Linked DNA regions of Homo sapiens: region 1 is linked to region 2. A link is a loop called in an ENCODE intact Hi-C map of the cell type or tissue named here. Cell type or tissue: Caco-2. All regions are shown on one strand.

Evidence for each region. Peaks named below come from ENCODE experiments on the same cell type or tissue, not always from the same donor. Only the 100,000 strongest peaks of a DNase experiment are listed, where the experiment ranks them.
Region 1: a loop joins it to region 2, with 26 times the contacts of the local background. A loop is called at or near these places in 1 of 110 quality-filtered maps.

The regions. Positions count from the first base shown.
Region 1 is chr21:42,689,646-42,694,645 of GRCh38, reverse strand. All of the region lies in intron 3 of PDE9A (phosphodiesterase 9A), which reads right to left. Among named protein-coding and RNA genes, the nearest start is that of PDE9A, 39 kb to the right of the region's middle. In Caco-2, no CTCF peak of the experiment used is centred here; no DNase peak of the experiment used is centred here.
Region 2 is chr21:43,709,474-43,714,473 of GRCh38, reverse strand. LOC124905031 (a long non-coding RNA gene) reads left to right here and starts at 2,199. Exons shown (of 2, transcript XR_007067895.1): 1 at 2,199-3,119; 2 at 3,436-3,758. RefSeq lists enhancers at 1,765-2,386, 2,452-3,333. In Caco-2, no CTCF peak of the experiment used is centred here; DNase peaks (open chromatin) are centred at 1,713 and 2,053; H3K4me3 peaks cover 1,534 bases.

The sequences.
Region 1 (5,000 bases), 1.0 Mb after region 2:
CAAAATCTAAAGGATGGCATTAAGGCAAGGAGTATTTTGAAAGAATAATCCAATGCAACAATTTGTTTAGTTTGGAATGAGGAGCAGAGAAGAAGCTAGAGTTTTAAGCTCTAAGAGACCGTGCAACCGGCATCACCCCTTCTGATCAGGATGGAGGTGGTCTGTCAAGAGCCCTTGGAATTTGGAGATTTCATGAAACGCCCACCCTATGGCTGTGAATCTGGGAAGAATCCAAGCAAGCTAGGTGCAACCAGCCACCTGCAGGAATCCAAGCATGCCAGATGCAACCAGCTGCCAGCAGGAGAGCCTCCTCCAAAGACATGGTTCCTGGGCCTGAGGCTGGGGGGACAGTGAGGTGACCAAGTCCACACCAAGTCACTGCAGGTGACTTCAGAAGTGGAGGAAGTTAAAGAGAGACACAACCCAACCAACCCACCAACCAACCAACCAACCAACTGCTGACGTAGCTTCTGAGCTAGAGGGAGAGGGCTGCTGTCTGCTAGGAAGAAACAAAGAGTTTACCCAGCATGTTTCAGCAAGGGAAGGCCCTGGGTCTGGTAGACATAAGCTTCTGGTCACCAGAGGGTGGGGTAGAGTGGTTTCTTAGATTTTCCAGACCTTATATCAGCGGTTAGTCCCCAGACTGTGTGCTGGAATCACTTGCAGAGCTTTAAAAAAAAAAAATCTCTTAAAAATCTGGACTTAATTGAGGGGTCTGGGCATCAACTGGTACCTTTTAAAAGATTCCTGGGTGGGCTGGGCATGGTGGCTCACGCCTGTAATCTCAGCACTTTGGGAGGCTGAGGTGGGCGGATCACCTGAGGTCAGGAGTTTGAGACCAGCCTGACCAACATGGAGAAACCCCATCTTTACTAAAAATACAAAATTAGCCAGGTGTGGTCGTGCATGCCTGTGATCCCAGCTACTTGGGAGGCTGAGGCAGGAGAATCCCTGGAACCTGGGAGGCAGAGGTTGCAGTGAGCTGAGATCACACCATTGCACTGCAGCCTGGGCAATAAGAGTGAAACTCTGTCTCAAAAAAAAAAAAAAAAAAAAAGTAGGACGCGGTGGCTCACGCCTGTAATCGCAGCACTCTGGGGGGCCGAGGCAGGTGGATCACGAGGTCAGGAGATCGTGATCATCCTGGCTAACATCCCGTCTCTACTAAAAACACAAAAAATTAGCTGGGCGTGGTGGCGGGCGCCTGTAGTCCCAGCTACTCGGGAGGCTGAGGCAGGAGAATGGCGTGAACCCGGAAGGCAGAGCTTGCAGTGAGCCGAGATCGCGCCACTGCACTCCAGCCTGGGCGACAGAGCCAGACTCCGTCTCAAAAAAAAAAAAAAAAAGATTCCTGGGTGGTTGCAATCTGCAGCCAGGGTGGAAAGCCACTCTTTAGTGGAACTAGCTTACAGGGAGTGGTTCAAATAAGAGCAGGCGTGTGTGCTTAGGACGCCTGAAAGCACAAATTGACGGGCATGCGTCTCGCTCTCAGGCATTCTCTGCAGGAGCTCAGGCACCTGTGTGGAAATCGGGGCAGTGAATTTCCAGGCCCCGTGGGTCACCGTGTCAGGTGGGGCTCTGAGCAGCCACCTGCCCAGCCTTCCCACGGCCCCTTTTCCACGCAGCACCATAGTCACAGCAAGAAAGTCAGCAAAGGATGCCGGCTCCCTCCTGGACATGTGGTGAGGGAATGGCTGCAGCATGCGGCCGGGGGGCGGGAGAGAAACGGTGAGCATTCCCGAGGCCTCGCACCGCGGCTCCGGTGCAGGAAGAGTGCGAGGAGCAAGGCGTGCGGGCCCCGAAGCACATCTCTGAGGATGGCCGCATGTCACCAGGCACCGAGTGGAGGAGAGGAAGAGGGGAGAAGCCAAGGGGGAGGCAGGGCCAAAAAAGAAAAGGCCAGTAACGTCACCTGCCGGCGAGGGAAGAGGGACGGAAGCGGGAGAGAAAAGCCCCTGGGTCAGAAGAGCATCAGTGGCGTGTCCCGGGCCAGCCTCGTCCTCCTCACTGGGAACCTGCAGAAAGCCTGGCTTTCTGCTGCAGAAAGATTCTCGGGGCCCACCTCCGTCACAAACCAGAGACTGAGGGGAGCTCTGTGCTCCACCAAGCCCCCTGCGGATTCTGACGCAGTTGTCTGAGAACTACTAGGTTGGAAGATTGGGGGAGGGTGAGAGGACAGCGACAGAGCACAGGGGAGACCTCAGACACCAGGTGCTCCGCCTCAGCACCGCTGATGTCTCCGGCCACGTGTGTCATTGTTGTGGGCCTGTCCTGTGCGCTGTAGGATGCCATTGGCATCCCGGGTCTCCACCCATCAGATACAAGTAGCAGGCCCTTACCCCTGGTGACATCCAGAAATGTCTCCAGACGTTGCCCTGCGTCCCCAGAAGAAAAAACTGCTCTGGGCAGTGCAGAGGGGGAGGCACGCACGAGCTGGACTGGTTCACTCCGTCCCCAACTCATTCCATCCTGCACCCAGCATGCCCCGCCTCGTTTAGGGGCTGGAAATCCAGCAGAGAGCAAGGTGAAATTTCCTTCCTATGAGAGAAGACCGTCCAGCGGGGCCAGCAGCAGTGAGAACCTCAAACAAGTAAGTGAGATCACTTCAGACTGAGGCGCACACTGAGGGGAGGAAGCCAGTGATGTGCTGATGGTGACAGGTTGGGTGACTTTGGATGGAGATGGTGAAGGGGCTGGGTGACTTTGGGTGGTGATGGTGATGGGTCTGGGTGACTTTGGATAGTGATGGTAAAGGGGCTGGTCACTTTGGATAGTGATGGTGATGGGCTGGGTGACTTTGGATGGTGATGGTGATGGGTCTGGGTGACCTCAAATGGTGATGATGATGGGTCTGGAAGACTTTGGATGGTGATGGTCATGGGTCTGGGTGACTTCGGATGATGGTGAAGGGCCTGGTGATAGTGATGGTGAAGAGGCTGGTGACTTTGGATAGTGATGGTGATGGGCTGAGTGACTTTGGATGGTGATGGTGATGGATCTGGGTGACTCTGGATGATGATGGTGATGGGGCTGGTAACTTTGGATGGTGATGGTGATGTGTCTGGGTGACTTTGGATGGTGATGGTGCTAGATGACTTTGGATAGTGATGGTGATGGGCTAGGTGGCTTTGGATGGTGATGGTGATGTGTCTGGGTGATTTTGGATGGTGGTGGTACTGGATGACTTTGGATAGGATGGTGACGATGATGGGGCTGGTGACTTTGATGGTGATGGTGAAAGGCTGGTAACTTAGGATGGTGATGGTGATAGGACTGGGTGACTTTGGATGGTGATGGTGAAGGGGCTTGGTGACTTTGGATGGTGATAGTGACAGGATGCGTGACTTTGGATAGTGATGGTGATGGGTCTGGGTGACTTTAGATGGAGATGGTGATGGGTCTGGGTGAATCTGGATGGTGATGGCGATGGGACTGGGTGACTCTGGATGGTGATGGTAAAGGGGCTGGTGACTTTGGATGGTGATGGTGAAGGGGCTGGTGACTCTGGATGATGATGGTGATAGGTCTGGGTGACTTTGGATGGTGATGGTATCGGGGTGGGTGACTTTGAATGGTGATGGTGATGGGGCTGGTGACTCTGGATAGTGATGGTGATGGGGCTGGTGACTTTGGATGGTGATAGTGAAGGGCTGGGTGACTCTGGATGGTGATGGTGATGGGTCTGGGTGACTTTGCTAGTGATGGTGATGGGCTGGGTGACTGTGGATGGTGCTTAAGGCAGGTGGCTGGGCTGGCACCTAGCGGATAAGCAGAAGCTGGTTCTGCAGAGCTGGGAAGGCAGGATCCTGTGGGCTGGGCATGGTGCGGGCGTGGGTACAGGGGTAAGTTGGAGAAGTTGGTGAGGCATAAGTTGGCAGGGCCCAGATTGGGAGGCCACCATGGAGAAGAAGGTGTCTTACCAGGTTGAACCTGGCAGCCGTGTGGGAGAGGCAGGCTGGAGGCAGGGAGGTCAGAGCTCAGTGAGGCCTGGACCTAACAGTGGCAGAGGGAATGGAAGAAGGCACAAAGGAGACGGGGGTGCAGGAGGCGCAGGCACCAGCCTGGGGGACAAATACAGCCACATCTCAGCACGTGCCGCCCCCAGCCACGATCAGTTTGTCATGAGAGAGGAGAGTCTATTCTCTCCTCTTCACCATGTCTATGCCTATATCCACACCCACGATCATAGATAGAGCATCTGAAGCTCTTTCTACGTCCAGAGCCACATTATCTAGATCACATCCACATCGCTGTCTAGATCCATTTCCACATCGCTGTCTAGATCCGTTTCCGCATCACCTGTACCCGGTTAGATCCACACCCTATGCATCTATCTATATCCTCATCCGCGTCTAACTTCCTCTTCTCCACCTGTGTCCTCATCCGCGTCTAACCCCATCTTCTCCACCTGTATCCTCATCCGCGTCTACCTCCATCTTCTCCACCTGTGTCCTCATCCGCGTCTACCTCCATCTTCTCCACCTGTATCCTCATCCGCGTCTACCTCCATCTTCTCCACCTGTATCCTCACCCGCGTCTACCTCCATCTTCTCCACCTGTATCCTCACCCGCGTCTACCTCCATCTTCTCCATCTGTATCCTCATCCGCGTCTGTCTCCACCTTCTTCACCTGTATCCTCATCCGCGTGTGTCTCCATCTTCTTCACCTGTATCCTCATCCGCGTGTGTCTCCATCTTCTTCGCCTGTATCCTCATCCGCGTGTGTCTCCATCTTCTTCGCCTGTATCCTCAACTGCGTGTGTCTCCATCTTCTCCATCTCCACTGCTCCCCTGTCCACGTCCACTGCCATGTCCATATCATGGTACCTCATCTGTCTCTGTCTCTTTATCAGAAAGGCATGCATTTTGGCATCTCAGCAGAGAGCTTCCAGACATTTGGGCTCTTTGGGCTCAGGAGGGCTTTTGTCTGGTGTGTCTGATACTGTCTCTTGTTAATAAGGCACCTGGGGCCAGAGAATTAGAAGGGTCAAGGTGGGCTT
Region 2 (5,000 bases):
ATCACGCCACTGCATTCCAGCCTGGGCGACAGAGTGAGACTCCCTCTCAAAAAAAAAAAAAAAAAAAAAAATTTCTGGTTGACAATTGGTTGAGTTTATTTAAAGACCTGGGACTGGCCGGGCGCGGTGGCTCACACCTGTAATCCCAGCACTTTGGGAGGCTGAGGTGGGCGAATCAAGAGGTCGGGAGATCGAGACCATCCTGGCTAACACGGTGAAACCCCATCTCTACTAAAAATACAAAAAATTAGCTGGGCGTGGTGGCGGGAGCCTGTAGTCTCAGCTACTTGGGAGGCTGAGGCAGGAGAATGGCGAACCCGGGAGGCGGAGCTTGCAGTGAGCCGAGATCACGCCACTGCACTCCAGCCTGGGTGACAGAGCGAGACTCCGCCTCAAAAAAAAAAAAGAAAAAAAGACCTGGGATCAATAGAAAGGAACGTCTGTTAAGATCAACGATTGTAGAGACTGAAGCTCTTACTTTCAAAGGAAGCCTTCAGGTAGCAGGCTTTAGAGAGAATGGGTTGTCAAATGTTTCTTATCAGACTTGAAGTCTGCATTGATGTTAATGCTGGAGAGGTAGAATAAGGCACATCCCATCCCCACTTCCCATCATGGCCTGAACCAGTCTCTCAGGTTAAATTTTCAGAGTTCCCTGGCTGAGGAGGAAGTCCATTCAGATGGTTGGGGGGCCTCAGAATTTTATTTTTGTTTTACATGACCATGGTTATGGTGACCACACGTCATGTTATCAATACTTTTTTTAAAAGCTTGCTTTTGCCTGGCACGGTGGCTCATGCCTATAATCCCAGCACTTTGGGAGGCTGAGATGTGCAGAGCACGAGGTCAGGAGTTTGAGACCAGCCTGGCCAACATGGTGAAACCCCATCTCTACTAAAGATACAAAAAATTAGCTGTGTGTGGTGGCACGTGCCTGTAATCCCAGCTACCTGGGAGGCCGAGGCAGGAGAATTGGTTGAACCGGGGAGGCAGAGGTTGCAGTGAGCTGAGATGGTGCCATTGCACTCCAGCCTGGGGCAACAGGGCGAGACTCCATCTCAAAAAAAAAAAAAAAAAAAGCTTGCTTTCAGCCAGTGGTAGTAGTTCATGGCTGCAATCCTAGAACTTTGGGTGGCTGAGGCAGGAGGACCGCTTGAGCCCAGGAATTTAAGACCAGCCTGGGCAATATAGTGAGACCCCATCTCTGCTAAAAAAAAAAAAAAAAAATTAGCCAGGCGTGGTGGCACGTGCCTGTGGATCCAGCTACTTGGGAGGCTGATGCAGGAGAATCACTTGAGCCCAGAAGATTGAGGCTGCAGTGAGCCATCATTGTGCCATTGTACTCCAGCCTGGGTAACAGAGCAAGAACCTGTCTCAAAAAATAAAATAAAATACAAAACAAAATAGAAGGCTTTCCATTTGGACACAGGAATGGATATGTTACCAACCATGAGTTCTTGGGCTCTCAATGCAATGGAAATTGACATGGGGCCAAAAGAGTTTTCCCAGACAAGGCTTCATTGGAGCTTATGTCCAGGCATAAGGGAGGCGGCCCAAGGGAGAGAGAGTCCCTGACTGAGTCCTGGAAAGGAGTTGGTTAGGACTTTTTGTCAGGCAAAGGGTGGAAACTGATATCAGGGTAGGGTGTGCAGGCTGGGCTGGGGAAGGCCTCCGAGGACTGGGACAGGCTGATCAGCACTTCTGGTTGCGACGGTTATTTTGAGTCATGGGCCAGCTAGCTGGCTGGCTGGGGCAGCGAGGCTGTAAATCTGTTGCTCAGCATTCCTTTCCAAGGTGGGGACATTCTACAACCTTGGTTGATATTCTGGATCTTTTAAGGCCAGTTCCTGAAATTCTTTAAGTAAAAGGCCTGGTTAAATATTACAAGAGCACAGAAGAGCACTATAAACGGCTGTTTTCCTTGTATGACCAAAGTCTCAGGGTTAGCGAGTTTGGTGTCAAGCCAGGTAGTGGCGTGGGGTGTGTGATCCGTGGAAGGCATGAGAGAATGCTCTAGTGGGGGGTTAACCGAGCCAGCCCGTCCCTACTCTGTCTCAGGTATGACTGTGTAAATAAATGTCCGTCCACACCCTGGCGGCAAATGAAATGCCCTTGCCAGCAGACCATGCCCAGAGGTTGTTTGAGCAACTGCCTCCCAGCACCACAGGGTTCCTTAATTACCATAAAGGATGTTAAAAGTCATTCAGGATTTGTGTTTGGCCAGAAGTTTGAGCGGTGTCTCTTTTTTTTTTCTTTCTTTCTTTTTTTTTTTTTTTTTGAGACGGAGTTTCGCTCTTGTTGGGCAGAGGCTGGAGTGCAATGGCGTGATCTCGGCTCACCGCAACCCTCGCCTCCCGGGTTCAAGTGATTCTCCTGCCTCAACCTTCTGAGTAGCCGGGATTATAGGCATGTGCCACCACGCCCAGCTAATTTTTTTTTTGTATTTTTGGTAGAGATGGGGTCTCCGTGTTGGTCAGACTGATCTTGAACTCCCGACCTCAGGTGACCCACCTGCCTCGGCCTCTCAAAGTGCTGGGATTATAGGTGTGAGCCACTGTGCCCGACCCTGAGCGGTGTCTTAGTTAGCGGGGGATGCTTTAACAAAATGCACAAAGTAACAAAAGAGCCAAGCCATGAAAGAGAAAGCAACAGGAGAAGCAAGGAAAGCACAGATTTACTGAAGACATTTCAGAGTGGGAGCAGGCTCAAGCAAGCGGCTCAGGTGCCTCTTCTTTTGGGTTTTTGTTTTGTTTTGTTTTTTGAGACCGAGTCTCTGTCGCCCAGGCTGGAGTGCCAGTGGTACGATCTCGGCTCACTGCAAGCTCCGCCTCCCGGGTTCACGCCATTCTCCTGCCTCAGCCTCCCGAGTAGCTGAGACTATAGGCACCCACTGCCACGCCTGGCTAATTTTTTTGTATTTTCAGTAGAGATGGGGTTTCACCGTGTTAGCCAGGATGATCTCGATCTCCTGACCTCGTGATCCGCCCGCCTCGGCCTCCCAAAGTGCTGGGATTACAGGCGTGAGCATGAATTTCTTCTTTACATGTAGCTTCCAGTACCCAGATCACATGATTTTTGATGGAAGTCCAGTGTGATCCGTATTCTTGTTCCTCTATAGGAAGGTACTTTCCCTCCGACATCTTTCAAGATATTCTGTCTCTGGTTTCCTGCAGTTTGAATACGACATGCCAAAGTTCCTATTTTTTGGCATTTGTTGTACTTAGTGTTCTCTAAGCTTCCTAGATCTGTGGTTTGGTGTCTGACACCAATTTTGAAAAATGAGAAGCCATTATTACTTCAAATATTTCTTCTATCCCTTTCTCCCTCTCCTCTTCTGGTATTGCCATTATGAGTGTGTAAATTACCTTCTATAATTGTCCCGTAGTTCTAGGATATTCTGTTCAGTTATTTTTACTCTTTTTTCTCCTTGCATTTCAGTTGGGGAAGTCTATGGACATGTCCTCAGCTTGCAGATTCTCTCCTGGGCTGTGTCCAGTCCACTGACGTCCGAGGCACAATCCCCCGTGTGACCCTGCCTGGCGGCGGCCTCTTGTTAGAGCTGTAAGTCACACAGGCTTCTGCCTGTCCTCTAGCTGAGTGTCACTGTATTGCGTCCCACCACCAAAAGAATCTTTAGATCTTATAAAACATCAATACACAGGCTTCTGCCTCTCCTCTAGCTGAGTGTCACTGTATTGCGTCCCACCACCAAAGGAATCTTTAAATCGTACAAAACATCAATAAAGGATTTGAGTCCTAAATATACAAGGATTTCTTTCTTTCTTTCCTCTCTTTCTTTCTCTCTCTCTTTCTTTCCTTCTCTCTTTTCTTTCTTTCCCTTCCTTCCTTTGTTTTCTCTCCTCTGTTTCTCCCTTTCTCTCTTTCTCTTTCGTCTTGCTGTTGCCCAGGCTGGAGTGCAGTGGCGTGATCTTGGCCCACTGACACCTCCACTTCCCAGGTTCAAGTGATTCTCCTGCCTCGGCCTCCCGAGTAGCTGGGATTACAGGCGCCTGCCACCACACCCGGCTAATTTTTGTATTTTTAGTAGAGATGGGGTTTTATCATGTTGGCCAGGCTGGTCTCGAACTCCTGACCTCAAGTAATCCGCCCGCCTCAGCCTCCCAAAGTGCTGGGATTACAGGCATGAGCCACTGCGCCCAGCCTTTTTTCCTTTTTTTTTTTTTAAATAGGGTCTTGCTCTACCACCCAGGCTGGAGTGCAGTACAGTAGCACACATCAGCTCACTGCAACCTCTGTCCCCTGGGCTAAAGTGATCCTCCCGCCTTAGCCTCCTGAGTAGCGGGTACTACAGGCGTGTGTCACCATGCCGGGCTAATTTTTGTACTCTTTTTTTATTTTGTAGAGAAGAGGTCTCACCATGTCGCCCAAGCTGGTCTCAAACTCCTGAGCTCAAGTGATCTGCCTGCCTCGGCCTCCCAAAGTGCTCAGATTACGGGTGTGAGCCACCACAACTGGCGAAAGAATTCTTAAAACTCAACAATAAGGGAACAACCTAACCAAAAAATAGGCAAAAGATCTAGACACCTCACCAAAGAAGATATACAAATGGCAAATACACATATGGAAAGTTCTGAACGCCATGCCATGAGAAAAGTACAAATTCAAACAATGAAACATCGCTAAGCACTGCTTACAATGGCTGAAGTCCAGAACACTGACAACACTGGGTGCTGGCGGGACATGGCACTCTCCTTCATTGCTGGTGGGAACACTGTAATGGTGTAGCCACTTTGGAAGGCACTTTGGTGGTTTCTTAGAAAGTAAACATCTTGGCCGGGCGTGGTGGCTCACGCCTGTAATCCCAGCACTTTGAGAGGCCGAGGTGGGGGCGGATCACCTGAGGTCAGGAGTTTGAGACCAGCCTGGCCAACATGGTAAAACCCCATCTCTACTAAAAATACAAAAATTAGCCTGGCATGGTGGCAGGCACCTGTAATCCCAGCTACTCGGGAGGCTGAGGCTGGAGAATCGCTTGGACCCAG